Linked DNA regions of Homo sapiens: region 1 is linked to region 2. The links are chromatin contacts, found by Hi-C in ENCODE. All regions are on one chromosome and are shown on one strand. Each heading gives the region's core, a stretch centred on a gene start or an enhancer-like site at or near the end of the contact. The rest is flanking DNA. Distances are from core to core; before and after follow the strand shown.

Region 1 (7,441 bases), core at 275-2,774, 3.5 Mb after region 2:
ATTATCTCACAGTTTCCATGGGTTGAGAGCCCAGTGTGAACTGGATTCTCAGCTCAGGGTTCCACAAGGCTGAAATCAAGGTGCTGGCCAGCTGCATCCTCATCAGGAGGCTCAACTAGGGAAAGATCTGCTTCCAAGGACCCTCAATGTGTTGGCAAAATTCATTCCTTTGTGGCCATATGACTAAACTCCTTACAGGAGAGTCTCTCTTCCAGTTCAAATTTCTTCTAATCTCTTTTAAGTACTCACTTGATTCGGTCAGGCCGACTCAAGTTAATCTCTCTTTTTATTAATTCAATGTCTGCTGATTAGGGACCTTAATTACATCTGCAAAATCTCTTCTGCGATATTACATAATATAATCATGTGAGTGATGCATAGCCCATCATATTTACAAGTCTTGTTCACGCTGAAAGAGGGCATAATACAGGGCATGAACACGAAGGGGTGGGAATATTGGAGGTCATCCTAGAATTCTGCCTACTTTTGCCCTTTACTCATTGCGTCCCTGTTTCTGTTGAGGAAAATACTCCATTTTCAAGACTGTTATAAGGCCTATATATGCACTTTTCATTCATTAAAGAAAAGTATCACCATGCATTCTGAAACTGTTATTCTTTGAGCTCCACTGTAATCTAGCCCTTGTCCTAAGTCCCTGTTCACTCTGAAAGCTTATGATAGGAAAGGCTGATGCACCTCCCTGTTAACTGCATGTTTACCACACTCCGGCCATAAATTGCTTTTAAATATTTTGCCACATAGTTGGGATTTCTGTCTCACCATGTAATGTGATTCCCGAAGCAGCTGAAGGGGCTGCTTTCCAGGGGACCTATCTAGAGACCCGCACTCAGCAGATCTGGGGCCTTTCTCTCTGTCTGTAACCAGCCCTCCTAGGCATCAGAGCATGTTAAACACACCCCCAAATGGTGGAGTGACAGACACTGGTGGTACCTGAGATCTTAGGTGGTAGACAGGTAGTGCCATTTTTAATTGAGAATTTATTTTGATGTGTCTTAGAAAAAATATACCTATTCAAACTCATGGTTTTAGGGCATAAGCAAAGCTAAAAGAGATTTAAGGTATTTTTTAAAGTGAGTTGATTTGAGGAAAACATTAAATAGATAATACAAGTGGCTAGAATATGGTGAAAGTGATGACAGTGTTACTGCAGTTAGGGAAACGTCTGCATCTAGGAAATTGGTAAGTGACCAACTACTGAATGAACTAGTGAATTCGGTGACTATTGAATAAATTATGTTAAGTGAATCAGACTCCAAGAACCCATTCGGTCTTACGAACGTCTACAGAAGCCCACCACGTGCCATCAGTTGGGCGTGAGCTACACACCCATTAAAGCACGTCTCAAACCACACTCCAGCTACCTGGCGCGCAGCGCGATAGTGTGTGCAGTGTGGGTGGAGCCTTCCGAGGGCGTGGCCAATCCACCTGCGGCCTGCGGTGGGGGCGTGGCTGGAGAGGGGCGGGCCCTCGCGACGGAAGGCGGAAGTGCTGTAGAGTCATGTGACTCGAGTAACATGGCCGCTGTCTCGTGAGTCCCGCTAGTGCCGGGCGGGAGTTGTTAAGCGGCCAGGGTCAGGTGTGCTGGAGCGGGGTCCGGGCCCGGGTTCCAGGGCGAGGCGGCGGAGCGTGGCAGGCAAGCCTAGAGCGGCGTGGTCCATGCGCCGGCGCCGGGGGCAGAGCGGAGCCGCAGACTCCCCTGGCCCCGGCGCGGCCCCGGCAGCCGCGGGCTAAGGAGTCGCGAGGTTCCCCCAGCTGCCACCATGAACCCCGAGAAGGATTTCGCGCCGCTCACGCCTAACATCGTGCGCGCCCTCAATGACAAGCTGTACGAAAAGCGGAAGGTGGCAGCGCTGGAGATCGAGAAGTAAGAGCCGCCAGGACCCCTCCCTGGCTATGCAGCCCCTGACTGCTCTGCTCCCCAGGGGGACTTCTCACGCCTTCCCAGCCAGGGTTACTTTCCCAGGTTTTAGGCCCTTACCTTAGCGCAGTGTTTAAGAGCAGATTGGGAGCCATATCTGGGAGTCCCTGCTTTACTCCTGACTGGCTGTGTGATTTGGTCCCAGCTTTTTAACCTCCCGGTGCCACAAAGGGCTGCAGTGAGAATGAAGTGACATCATGTATGGGTAGTGCTTTGCACAGTGCATGGCACATGGTGAGTCTTCGGTGCGGTGCCACCCAAACCAGCAAATCAGAGAGTTGTCTCTGTGGTGAGAGAGAAGTCAGAAGCCGGAGAATTTGCAGGTGATGCTGACCAGCCTGGTTTCTTACCCAGCTTCTGAGAAGTGAAGGAGATTGTTAGTGACCAAGTAGAGAAATCAGGTCGGAAAACTCGTGATCTCAAGGCTCAGAGAGTTTTTTGTTTTATCTGTGTTATAACACCCTTCCCTGCAAGTGGAAGTAGAAATAATTTGACCTTTCTTGCTTCTGCAGTCTTGTTACATGTATGTGTAACAATGATCTGATATTTTACTTTATTTCCCAATGTACAAAACAGCGAAAGTTTAACTGGGGATGTTTTATTTATTTTTTTTTCTGCAGTATTATTTTACTTTTGTGGGTTTTTTCCCAGTCACATTTTAGTGTTAAAGTCAAGTGAGTGAGTGATTTCAGAAAATTGGAAAGAAGCAGGCTGTGAAACTGGAAGAATACCAGTCTGCGAGTCAGAAAAGGTGAATTGTATTTCTGTTCTGTCCAGTAGAGTAGCCGTTGGCCGTGCGTAGCTATTATAAATTTAAATTATTAAAGATTAAACTTTAGTTTCTCAGTCACACTACCCGTATTTCAAGTGTTCAATAGCCACATGTAGCTATTGGCTGCTATATAGGGCAGCACAGATTATAGACTGTTTCCATCATTGCAGAATGCTCTATTGGACTGCTCTAATCTATTCCGTGGTGTGACATTCATTCGTTAACCTGGGGCAAATTCCTTAACTCAGGGTTTCTCAGCCTCTGCACCATTCACATTTTGGGGCAGATGATTTTTGGTTGTAGTGGGCTGTCCTGTGCCTTGCAGGATTTTTAACAGCGTCTCTGACCTCTTCCCACTGGATGCCAGTAGCACTCCATCCGTTGTAACAATCAAAAATGTCTTCAGACATTGCTAAATGTCCCCTGAAGGAGCAAAATTGCCCCGGTTGACAACTGCTGCTTGCAATCCAAATCAAATGTTGCTTTGGATTTTAGTTTCCTCCTAAACTAAAGGGTTCGGACCTTGATAAGAAATCCCCCACCCTGCCTCCATTCAGCTCTCATACTCAGTATGTCCACAACCATCTAGCTGCTTCTCTCATCAGACACCACTTTCTTGACTGCTCCTTTTATATAGCTTTTTGTTTATGCCTGACTCTCACGAATGCTAGCAAGTCTTATTGCACATTGCCATACTGAATAGAGGGACCCAGAAATGATATATAGGCATGGTTCCGTGTCCATGGGGTTTTGTTGGCTTTGAAGTTGCCTTGACACCTAGTTTTGTCCCTCACCCACTCTGCTTCTCAGGAATATCCGGTTTTATTGTAGCTTGAGTCGTCTGTTGAGTCCTTGAAGAGAGAGGTATTCATCTCAACATTATTGTTGCTTCCAGCGCAACCTGTGTATCTGTTCTCACTCTGCACACAGTTCTGTAAGGGTTTTGTCTTTGATCGAGTTCATTTTGTATTGGACATTGCCCTTGATTTGTGGAATTTAGAGAAACTCAGCAGTGCCTTGACTGTGAACTCCTTAAGAGCAGAGAGTTCTGTTTATGTATCTGTTTTATTTATCCTTAGCACTTAGCCTGGCAGCACTTGACAGCTGGTGTCCGAATAAATGAATGACCGTACATTTTCGGTGGGGAAATAACATTGCAGGCTCAGGACCTTGCTGCCCAAAAGCGTGGCCTACAGACAGCAGCATCAGGATCACCTGGGAGCTTGTTAGAGGCTCTGCAGCTTTGCTCCAGACCTATGGAATCAGAATCTGCATTTTAACAAGATCCCTGGGTGATTTGTGTGCACATTAAAGTTTGAGAAGCACTGGCCTCAAAGACCCTCTCATCTGTTTCCAACCTTCTCCAGTCATGCTTAGAATGAAGAATGGCTGGTTAGTTCAATGCCTTCCTCAGAACATATGCTTCACAAATTGCTTAGAGATAGATACTGACTTACTTATCTGTGCTTCACCAGCACCAGCATTTTGCTTGTCTGAGCACTTTCTATGTGTCAGGTACACATAGGATATTGTATGTTTTAATATATTCTTCATTTGGCCTGGTCAAAGTGACCCTCAGCAAACACAGACTATTAATTAATCTCTCATTAATCAGACTGCAGATGCCCAACAAAAGAAGAGTCCGAATATTGGCAGTTATCTATGTAGTGTAAATGAGTCAGTTCATGTGCTCCCTAAATGAAAGTGCTTAGTCCTGTTCTTAGGTAAGTTGCCCCTTTAAGATACCCTATTTCCTGAGAGGCTGCGTGGCATGGTGTTTAAGAGCAGGCTCTGGAACTGGGGTTCAAGCTCCCATTTACTGGCTAGGTGACCCTGAGCAAGCTAATTAACCTCTGTGCCTCAATTTCTTCATCTGTAAAAAGAGCATAATAATAATATGCATAGAGTTGTTTGAGCTAATGTTGTAAAGTGCTGTGTTAGTCTGTTCTTGCTCTGCTATAAACAAATACCTGAGACTGGGTAATTTATAAAGAAAAGAGATTTATTTGGCTCACGGTTCTGCAAGCTGTACAGAAAGCATAGCGGCTTCTGCTTCTGGCGGGGCCTCAGGATGCTTCCAATCATGATGGAGGGCAAAGAGGGAGCAAGGCGTCCCACATGGCGGGAGCAGGAGCAAAAGAGAGTGAGCAGGGAGGTGCTGCACACTTTCAAACAACCAGATCTCTTGAGAACTCACTATCACAAGAACAGCACCAAGAAGATGGTGCTAGGCCATTCATCATCATGGGAGAAATCCACCCCCATGATCCAGCCACCTCCACCAGGCCCCATCTCCAACACTGGGAACTACAGTTGAACAAGAGATTTGGTGGGGACACAGATCCAAACCATATCAAGTATTTAGTGTAGTAGTGGGCACATTGTAATTGTTACAAACTGTATACATAGAGAGAGAATTGTTATGTAATTGCCCTAATTATTTCTAACATACGTATATCACATAGTTGTCATCTGTCAGTACTGCTGTTACCACTTTTTGGTAGGGAGAATGATAGCCTCCTATATTTGCCCCATGCTAATCCCTGGAGCCTGTGAATATGTTATGTTACACAGCAAGGGGGAATTAAGGTTGCTAATCACTAACCTTAAAAATAGAGAGATTATCCTGTATTATCGAGGTGGGCCCAATGTAACCCTAACCAGAAGAGTCAGTGTCAGAGTGATGTGATGTAAGAAAACTTACCCGGATCATCACTGGCTTTGAAGATGGAAGGGAACCACCAGCCAAGGAATGCTGGCAGCCTCTAGAAGCTGGCAAGAAAATGGATTTTCCCCTAGAGCATCACAAAATAACATAGCCTGCCAACATCTTGATTTTAGCTCAGTAAGACCCATAGTAACAAATGCGTTGTTCTTGAATTTTTTTAATTTTTTAATTTATTTTATAGAGATGGGGGTCTCACTATGTTGCCCAGGCTGGTCTTGAACTCCTAGGCTGAAACAATCCTCCCACTGCAGCCTCCCAAAGTGCTGGGATTACAGGCAAGAGCCACTGCCCCAGCCTGGTGTCTCCTTTTATGAGGACACTGATCCTATGGAATCAAGGGCCCCACCCTTAGGACCTCTTTTAACCTTAATTACTTCCTTATAGGCCCTCTCTCCAAATCCAGTCACACTGTGGATCAGAACTTCAATATATGAATCTGGGGGTTGGGGGACTGTTCAGTCCATCACAGTGATCATAGTGAAGCCTGGGAGTGCACGTATATAAAGTGCTGTCTGCCCCATTTTGGATGGTTGGGAGGATATAGAAAAGCTTCCTTTGGTTTGGCCATGGTATACCCCTCATCTCATTTATTTTGCATCGCTGCCCTATGGGCGTGGTGGTGTTACCCTGTTTCACAGATGAGGAAACAGGCTCCTTGAGGTTAAGTAATCTTCCCATGGTTTCACAGCTAGAACCTAGCAAGAAAACTCAGGTTCATGTGTCTCAGAAGACGTCCCCACTGCATGACTGGTTTTCCCTACCAGAAAGGGGACATACTTATAATAAAAGGAATTTGATACTTGAAATTCTCCACAGTGGTTTTAGCTGCCACTTTCAGTTCTACAGAGCTCAGGTGACAGAGCCAGTCCTGCCTATGGTGTTCCAGTGAGGCATTAAAACCACTAATAAGAGGGGATTGTATCATGATGACAGGCCTCTCAGACACTAAAAATGCAGAGATGGATGCTTGCCTCAACTGAAGGACCCCCAGATCCAGAATCTTAAGACCACCAGTGTGGTGTTAAGTGACCACACTAACTGTCTAAGTGTTGGGATCCAGTTGTACAAAGTTCTGGAGAACTTTTGCCCCTACAACCTTATTCCCACAGGACCACACAATTTCCTATAGGATAAGGCAGTCAGGTTAGGATTTTTATCATGGCTGTTGCCGGTTTTGTGGGTTTTCAATTTTAATATAGTCATTGATCAGTCGTAATGAAAAGGGTGGGAAGATGCCAGGCTGTCTTCCCAGAAGAGTCTAATGTGGGGGAGAAATGCTAGCAGGCACTCTGATCAGTGTGGTGGGTGCTCGCTCTGCCAGGCATCATGGAGGCAGGGCCCCCACTGTCTCACTGCTGGCTGGGAGAGACAGCGCCACTCATGGTCAAGTCTCTAGTGGTCCTGAGCTTTGAGTTCCATCTGTGGTTCTACCTCCCTGAACGCACCTGATCTTGTTTTTGAACTTTGAGTTCAAAGCCAGCAAATGTAACTCTCCTGCTAGGTGGCCCAGGCCATGCCCCCTGAGAGCCCAAAGCCCCAGGGAGGGCTGCTGGGAGCAGAGCTCCTGAATCACGCCTCCCTGCCTGCTGGCTGTGGGGGAGGCGAGTCCCTGGAGCTCTGTGAACAGGTGAAAGTTGAACAGGTGAAGGTTGACCTGGTTCTTCGGAGCCTACCACCTCTGTGGGGAAGGTGCCAGAGTCATGTATCGCTTCAGAGGGATGCATTCTTTTTTTTTTTTTTTTTTTTTTAGACAGAGTCTCGCTCTGTCGCCCAGGCTGGAGTCCAGTGGTGTGATCTCATGGCTCACTGCAAACTCTGCCTCTCAGGTTCACGCCATTCTCCTGCCTCAGCCTCCCTAGTAGCTGGGACTACAGGCGCCCACCACAACGCCCGGCTAATTTTTTTGGTTGTTTTTTGTTGTTGTTGTTGTTTTAATTTTTAGTAGAGATCGGGTTTCACCATGTTAGGCAGGATGGTCCCGATCTCCTGACCTCGTGATCCA
Region 2 (6,600 bases), core at 1-2,500:
GTCTCAGCCTCCCAAAATGCTGGGATTACAGGCGTGAGCCACCATGCTCGGCCTCGTGTTTTAAATAAAAACTGAAACCTCATCTATATATACATTTTTTTTTTTGAGACGGAGTCTAATCAGATTCCCATTTAAAAATGTTAATGGGTTAAAACCACAGCTGATCCAGGAAGCCCTTCGGGGTGCTGAGCATCATCCAGATTTCGATAACAGGAACTCGGTCAAATGAAGACAAACATAGATACGACCCTGGGGGCGGGGGTCAGGGCCAAATTGAAGCTAGCCCCCTTAGCCCCACTCCGGCATCATCCAGGCATCATTCACTTTGCATCATTCACATTTCGGTGAAATCAACTTGGTTAAACGAGGATAAACATAAATACGACCCTGGGGCCGGGGTCAGGGCCAAATGAAGGTAGCCACCCTGCACCCCACTCCAGCATCATCCATATTTCGGTGAAACCAATTCGGTCAAACGAAGATAAACATAGCCTTGGGGCGGGGCTAAATGGAGCTAGCCCACTCCGCCCCACCCAAGCATCATCCAGACATCAGTCACTTTGCATTATTCACATTTCAGTGAAATCAACTGAGTCAAATGAAGATACGACCCTGGGGTCGGGGGTCAGAGCCAAATGAAGCTAGCCCGCCTCCGCCCCACCCTGGCTTTATCCAGATTTCGGCAAAACGAACTTCAAAACGAAGTGACAGACACGAGCTTGGGGGCGGGGGTCAGGGCCAACTAAAGCTAGCCGCATCTCCCGACCCCCAGCATCATCCAGATTTCGGTAAAACGAACTTCGGCAAAACGAACTCGGAAAGGGAACTCTGTAAAACAAACAGGCTAAACGGAACAGGCAGCCAAGGCCCCGAAGTGGCGGCGGCTGGGGCAGGGGCGGGAGGCTGGATGACTCCGGCATCGTGAGCCGACGCTGGTCTGGACTCGTGAACAAGTAAGGGTCACCAGCCGCCCTATCTGCGTCCCCAGCTCGTCCGCGGCCGCCGCGCCATCTCCAGCGTGCCCGTGACTCAGCAGCGGCTGCGCCGCCGGCCCAGCTATAGGGCGCTCGCTCACCGGTTGAAATGATCCACCACACTGAGCAGCACCAGGGGGTGGACCACCACCTTCTGCACTGCCAGCTCCGGCATCGCGACACACCCCGCTCGCCAGGCCTGGCTCCCTGCCACACGCAAACACCGGCAGCAGTAGCGGTCACCGGTACCCTTTCAGGCCCAGTTCCTCTTCTTCCGGTTCGTCAGCCCTCGCGCGGCCTCCTTCTTCCGCTCCCAGAGTGCCTCGCGCGGCGGGCCCGGATCTTCGCCACCGCCGTCATTTGTGGGCGGAGAAAGGGCTGGAGAAAGGCGGGAATCGCCCCTCGTCCCTCGCCGTGCGTTTCCCTGGACTTAAGGGCCGAAGGGACACCGGCGACTTGACCTCCTGGTATTGGCCTGTACCGTCACCTGCAGAGGCTTTTCGCCTCAATTCCTTCCCAGCACCCTCCCCCCGCCACCCCCCCAAAGTAAATAGTTGACAGTTTACTTTTCTACCACCCGGAAGAAGTTCACTTTTGCTTCAGGTCAAAATCCTCCGCGATTTCTGAGAGGAACTTTAAATCTCTAACATAAGAGCACGCTTTTAATGTAATTTGGTAATTTATCTCATTCTCGTTTTCATTGCCGGGGGAATTTCTCCTTTATCTTTACTGTGGACACTTTGCAATGAACGTGGCAACCTGCAGGTTTCCACCTGTCGTTATATTACTGCGTAACTAGGGCTAGAAGAACGCAATTGTGCCGTTGCTTTTGAAATCAAAATTTACAGAAGCGTTGAAGAAAAGACGGAAGGAAGGCAGTAAGGAAGTATGTTGTGATATGTAGCTAGGAAAGAGAAGACTAAGGTAGACAAAGACTTAAGCTTATTTGCAGGAGGCAAATTATAAGAAAAATCATACAGGTTTATATCGTCTCATTTGAAGTTGCTGTTTCTGTAAACGAAAACAGTACTTAAGCAACCTGAATTATTTACTTATATTTTGTTCTGTTTTTAAACAATTTTTGCTTTCCCTTTATCACCAGAGGATTTTCCCAACATTTTGGCCTCTTGTCTTTTTAAGGTGGACTTCCTGATCTCCAAATGTCAAGGGACACACTCAGTCTCTCTTATTTGTGGGTGGTGAAAAACATTAGCAAAGATTAGACTGAAATTTGGCCACCAATGAGAGACATTAATGTAGTCAGGAGTTTGAATTTGTCTGCATGTGAATTTATCTTTGTCTTCTGTCTGCAACTTGGCTTTATTTTCAGATTTTCTGCTAGATCTGCAAGGAAGTAAATGGCAGGATATGCTTAATATTCATAATTAATTGAAGAGACTCAATGCTATCTTTATTTTTTCATTTTTTTTTTTGGTACAGTTGGTGTCTCACTATGTTGTCCAAGCTGGTCTTAAACCCCCAGCCTCAAGCAATCCTCCCACCTCAGCCTCCCAAACTGCTGGGATTACAGGTGTGAGCTACTGTGCCTGGCCATTCATTCTTAATTATAACTAGAAAGATATAAGGGTTATGTTAATGGGGAAAGAAAACTAAGAATTATTGAATCTATTGAGTGCCTATAATATGCCAGCCCTGGTTCAGACGCAAATATTTAATCCTTTTAATTAATGCTTCTCAAACTTTGATATGCTTACAAATCACCAGGGGACCTTGTTAAAATTCAGATTCTGATTCTGTAGGTCTGAGATGGGACCTGAAATTCTGAGCTTCTAACAAGCTTTCAGGTGAGGCCCATGCTGTGTTAACAAGGCTTGTAACAACCTTACGAAGTCGGTATTTTCTCATTACAAATGAAAATTGTTGCTCAAATGTTGCTCTCGAGGTGGGCTTTTTCTCACGCTTTGAAAAAATTTTGTCTTTCTCCCCCTAATGTGTTTCTGCTTTAGTTTTCTCCATAGTTTTTACCACTTGTGAATAGTTTGTAGAATTTACTTATTCTGTTCATTCTTTGTCTCTCATTAGAATGTAAGCTCTTGTTTAGTTTGTAAACTCCTGTTTACTTTTTTTTTTTTTTTTAAATAAATGAGAGACAGTCTCGCTCTGTCACCCAGTCCGGAATGCAGTGGCACAATCTTGGCTCACTGCAACCTTCACCTCCCAGGTTCAAGCGATTCTCATACCTCAGCCTCCCAAGTAGCTGGGACTACAGGTGAGCGCCACCATGCCCCACTAATTTTTCTATTTTTAGTAGAGATGGAGTTTCACTGTGTTGGCCAGGCTTATCTGGAACTCCTGAACTCAAGTGATCTGCCTGCCTTGGCTTCCCAAAGTGCTGGGATTATAGGTGTGAGCCACTGCACCTGGCCCCTAGTTTACTTTTATATTATCATTGTCTTGAAAAGTGCCTGGCACATAGGAGACATTCAGTAATTACTATATAAATGAATAATTAGTTATGATAGTGAAATGGAAGATGACAATAAGGCTCAGACATTGGGAAGGATCTTTCCAAGATCACATTGCTGGTCAGGATCAAGCCAGGTTTCTGTGACCCCAGTTCCTAATTGGTTGGTGTGCCTGCTTGCAGCAGTCTTAGGCAAAAGAATTGCATTAATTTTATTAAGATACTAAATTTCAAACTTTAGAAAGTGATATATTTTATTTCACACTGAGTTCACTTTGCAGTTGTACTAAGCCTAAGCAAGCTGTTTCGAAGCTTATTGGGTGTCTCCAATCCTGACTCACTGAAGCAGTGTGAAACTGACTATGAGCTTAAAAAATTATTCTAGTTACACATGATCATTGTGGAAAAATGACACTATTCAGATAAATAAAAATGAATATAGAGCTGGGCATGGTGGCCTGTGCCTGTAATCCCAGATACTTGGAAGGCTGAGGTTGGAGGATCACTTGAGCCCAGGAGTTCATGACCCTTCCGAACAGTAGGACCTTGTCACAAATAATTAATTAATTGAAATAAATTAAAATCACCTGAAATCGTACCACATACAGAAAACTAAGATTAACCCTGGCCCAAAGTGCTTTTTTTTTGAGACGGAGTCCTACTCTGTCACCGGGCTGGAGTGCAGTGGCACAATCTCGGCTCCCTGTAACCTCCGTCTCCCAGGTTCAAGTGATTCTCCTGCCTCAGCCTCCCAAGCAGCTGGGACTATAGGCGCATGCCACCATGCCCAGCTAATTTGTTTGTATTTTTAGTAGAGACAGGGTTTCACCATGTTGGCCAGGAAGGATGGTCTCGATTTTGTGATCTGCCTGCCTCAGCCTCCCAAAGTGCTAGGATTATAGGCGTGAACCACCGCGCCTGGCCTAAAGTGCTGTATTTCTTAAGGGATTTCAGCATTAGCTTCCTAATTTCTCTTTTTGCCTTCCAGTTTTGACCTTCTCCCATCTCCATCCTCCACTCTGCAGCCAGACTTATTTTATTGATTGATTGATTGATTGAGACTGAGTTTCACTCTTGTTGCCCAGATCTCAGCTTGCTGCAACCAACACCTCCTGGGTTCAAGCGATTCTCCCACCTCAGCCTCCCTAGTAGCTGGGATTAGAGGTGCCCGCCACCACGCCTGGCTAATTTTTGTATTTTTAGTAGAGACGGGGTTTCATCCTGTTGGCCAGGCTGGTGCTGGGATTACAGGCATGAGCCACTGTGCCCAGCCTTATTTTAACATTTTTAATTTGTTATTTTTTTAAAAGAGTTAGGGTCTCACTCTGTCACCAAGGTTGGAGTGCAGTGGTGCAATCATTAGCTCACTGAAGCCTTGAACTTCTGGGCTCAAATGATCCTCCTGCTTTGGCCTCCCACAGTGTTAGGATTATAGGCGTGAGCCATGGTGCCCAGCCCCAGACATATTTTTAAAACACCCTTTTTAATGGAAAATCCCTACCCTGTGCAAGAGTAGGGAAAATAGTATAATAAAGCCCATGAACCTGTTACTGAGCTTCAAGTCTCCCTCACTTTTCTTAGGTGAACCCTAGTTCCTCTCCTTAAAGGTAGTCACTGGCTACTAGTTTCTGGCGAATCTTTCGGAAAGTTTTTTAAAGATGTATCTTTTGGCATCTGTATGCATAGCTTTCAAAATATGCAAATGGGCTCGGCGCTGCGGCTCACGCCTGTAATCCCAGCACTTTGGGAGGCCGAGGCGGGCTGATCACAAGGTCAGGAGTTGGAGACCAGCTTGGCCAACATGAGGAAACCCCATCTCTACTAAAAATACAAAAAAAAATTAGCCATGCATGATGGTCGGTGCCTGTAATCCCAGCTGCTTGGGAGGCTGAGGTAGGAGAATCACTTGAACCTGGGAGGCGGAGGTTGCAGTGAGCTAAGATCCTGCCACTGCACTCTAGCCTGGGTGACAGAGTGAGACTTCATCTCAAAAAAAAAAAAAATGCAAATGGAGTTTAACTCTACATAAAGTTCTGAAATTTGCTCTTTTGAGTTAATAATTTATCATTAACACACTTCCTTATAGCAAATCTAGGTCTACATCATCATTAATAGCTGCATAGAATGGATTTGATTTCTTCATAATAGATGCCTTCATCTACTCAGAGGCCCAGCTACAACATCATTCTCCATCAGCCTCTGTAGGCCTGGAAAGGGCAAAAGCTGTGCCAACGGTGTTTCTAGAATCTTTAATTTTTCCACTTAGATAATGACTCTTTTGCACTGTAAACTTTGGCAGTCTTCTATAACCAGTATCTCTGATGTTTTTCTCAATACTCACTTAACAATTTAACTCTGTGCCACTCTTCTAAATACTGGTTATATAGGAATAAACAAAACAAAGCTCTTGCCCTCTTTGAACTTATAGTCTTGTTAGAGGAGATAGACTATAAGCAAATAATAAATGTAAATCCTGTATAATATCCCATATGGTGTCAGAAAGTGTGCTCAGTCTGTCAGACATGCTCACCATGATCAAATGTGCCAGGCCCCAATGAATCATGCATCTGGCCTTCATGCCCTGGTTATCTCCTCCAAAATTGACTGTGAGCTTGGGCATGTGACTTGCTCTGGCACATGAGATATTAGCAAGTGTAATACAAACAGAGGCTTGAGTAACACTCTCATGTTGCAGCTTGTTCTCTTGGAATGCCCACTCTTGGAACCCTGAGTCATGTAGAAAAATCTGGCTACTTTGCAGGAGAGACCATATGGAATAGAAGAGGAATGCTTGGCCATTCCCCAGCTATTCCAGCCATTACAGGCAGGGTCCCAAGAAATGAGAGTGAAAAAACCACTGTGGATATTCCAGCCCTAGTAGATAGCATGTGGAGCAGAAGAACTGCCCAGCTGAGCCCAGCCCAGGTTATAAAATTCTGTGAAATAATAAGTCATCGTTGCTGTTTTAAGTCACTAAGTTTTGGGTGGTTTGTTGTGCAGCAACAGATAACAGAAACACTAGGCAATTTGTGAATTCTTTGTGAACCTAAGGTTCTTGGTAAATCCATTATCTGCCACTCAATGCTTGGTTATATAGCTGCTCCCTAAATGTGAGCTCCGTCACTTACTTTCTCTGTTATTTGCTGCATTTACTCTTTCATTTGAGGGTTATTTAGGCCTGTCATGGAATATCGCTCAGCT

What was found. A loop is a pair of places that touch in the nucleus more often than their neighbours do. Pooled maps may share reads with other maps.
Region 1: a loop to region 2 is called in a pooled map, with 30 times the contacts of the local background. The contact joins the promoter of VAC14 here to the promoter of PSMD7 in region 2. A Hi-C loop is called at or near these places in 9 of 50 pooled maps.

What each region holds. Positions count from the first base shown.
Region 1 is chr16:70,795,241-70,802,681 of GRCh38, reverse strand. It overlaps VAC14 (VAC14 component of PIKFYVE complex), which reads left to right and starts at 1,524. Exons shown (of 19, transcript NM_018052.5): 1 at 1,524-1,885. The coding sequence starts at 1,782. It overlaps HYDIN (HYDIN axonemal central pair apparatus protein), which reads left to right. Exons shown (of 86, transcript NM_001270974.2): 86 at 1-598. RefSeq lists enhancers at 1,489-1,548, 1,216-1,838 and a silencer at 1,629-1,818.
Region 2 is chr16:74,291,464-74,298,063 of GRCh38, reverse strand. It overlaps PSMD7 (proteasome 26S subunit, non-ATPase 7), which reads right to left and starts at 1,250. Exons shown (of 7, transcript NM_002811.5): 1 at 1,076-1,250. The coding sequence starts at 1,149. RefSeq lists enhancers at 236-1,125, 1,026-1,335, 1,126-2,017.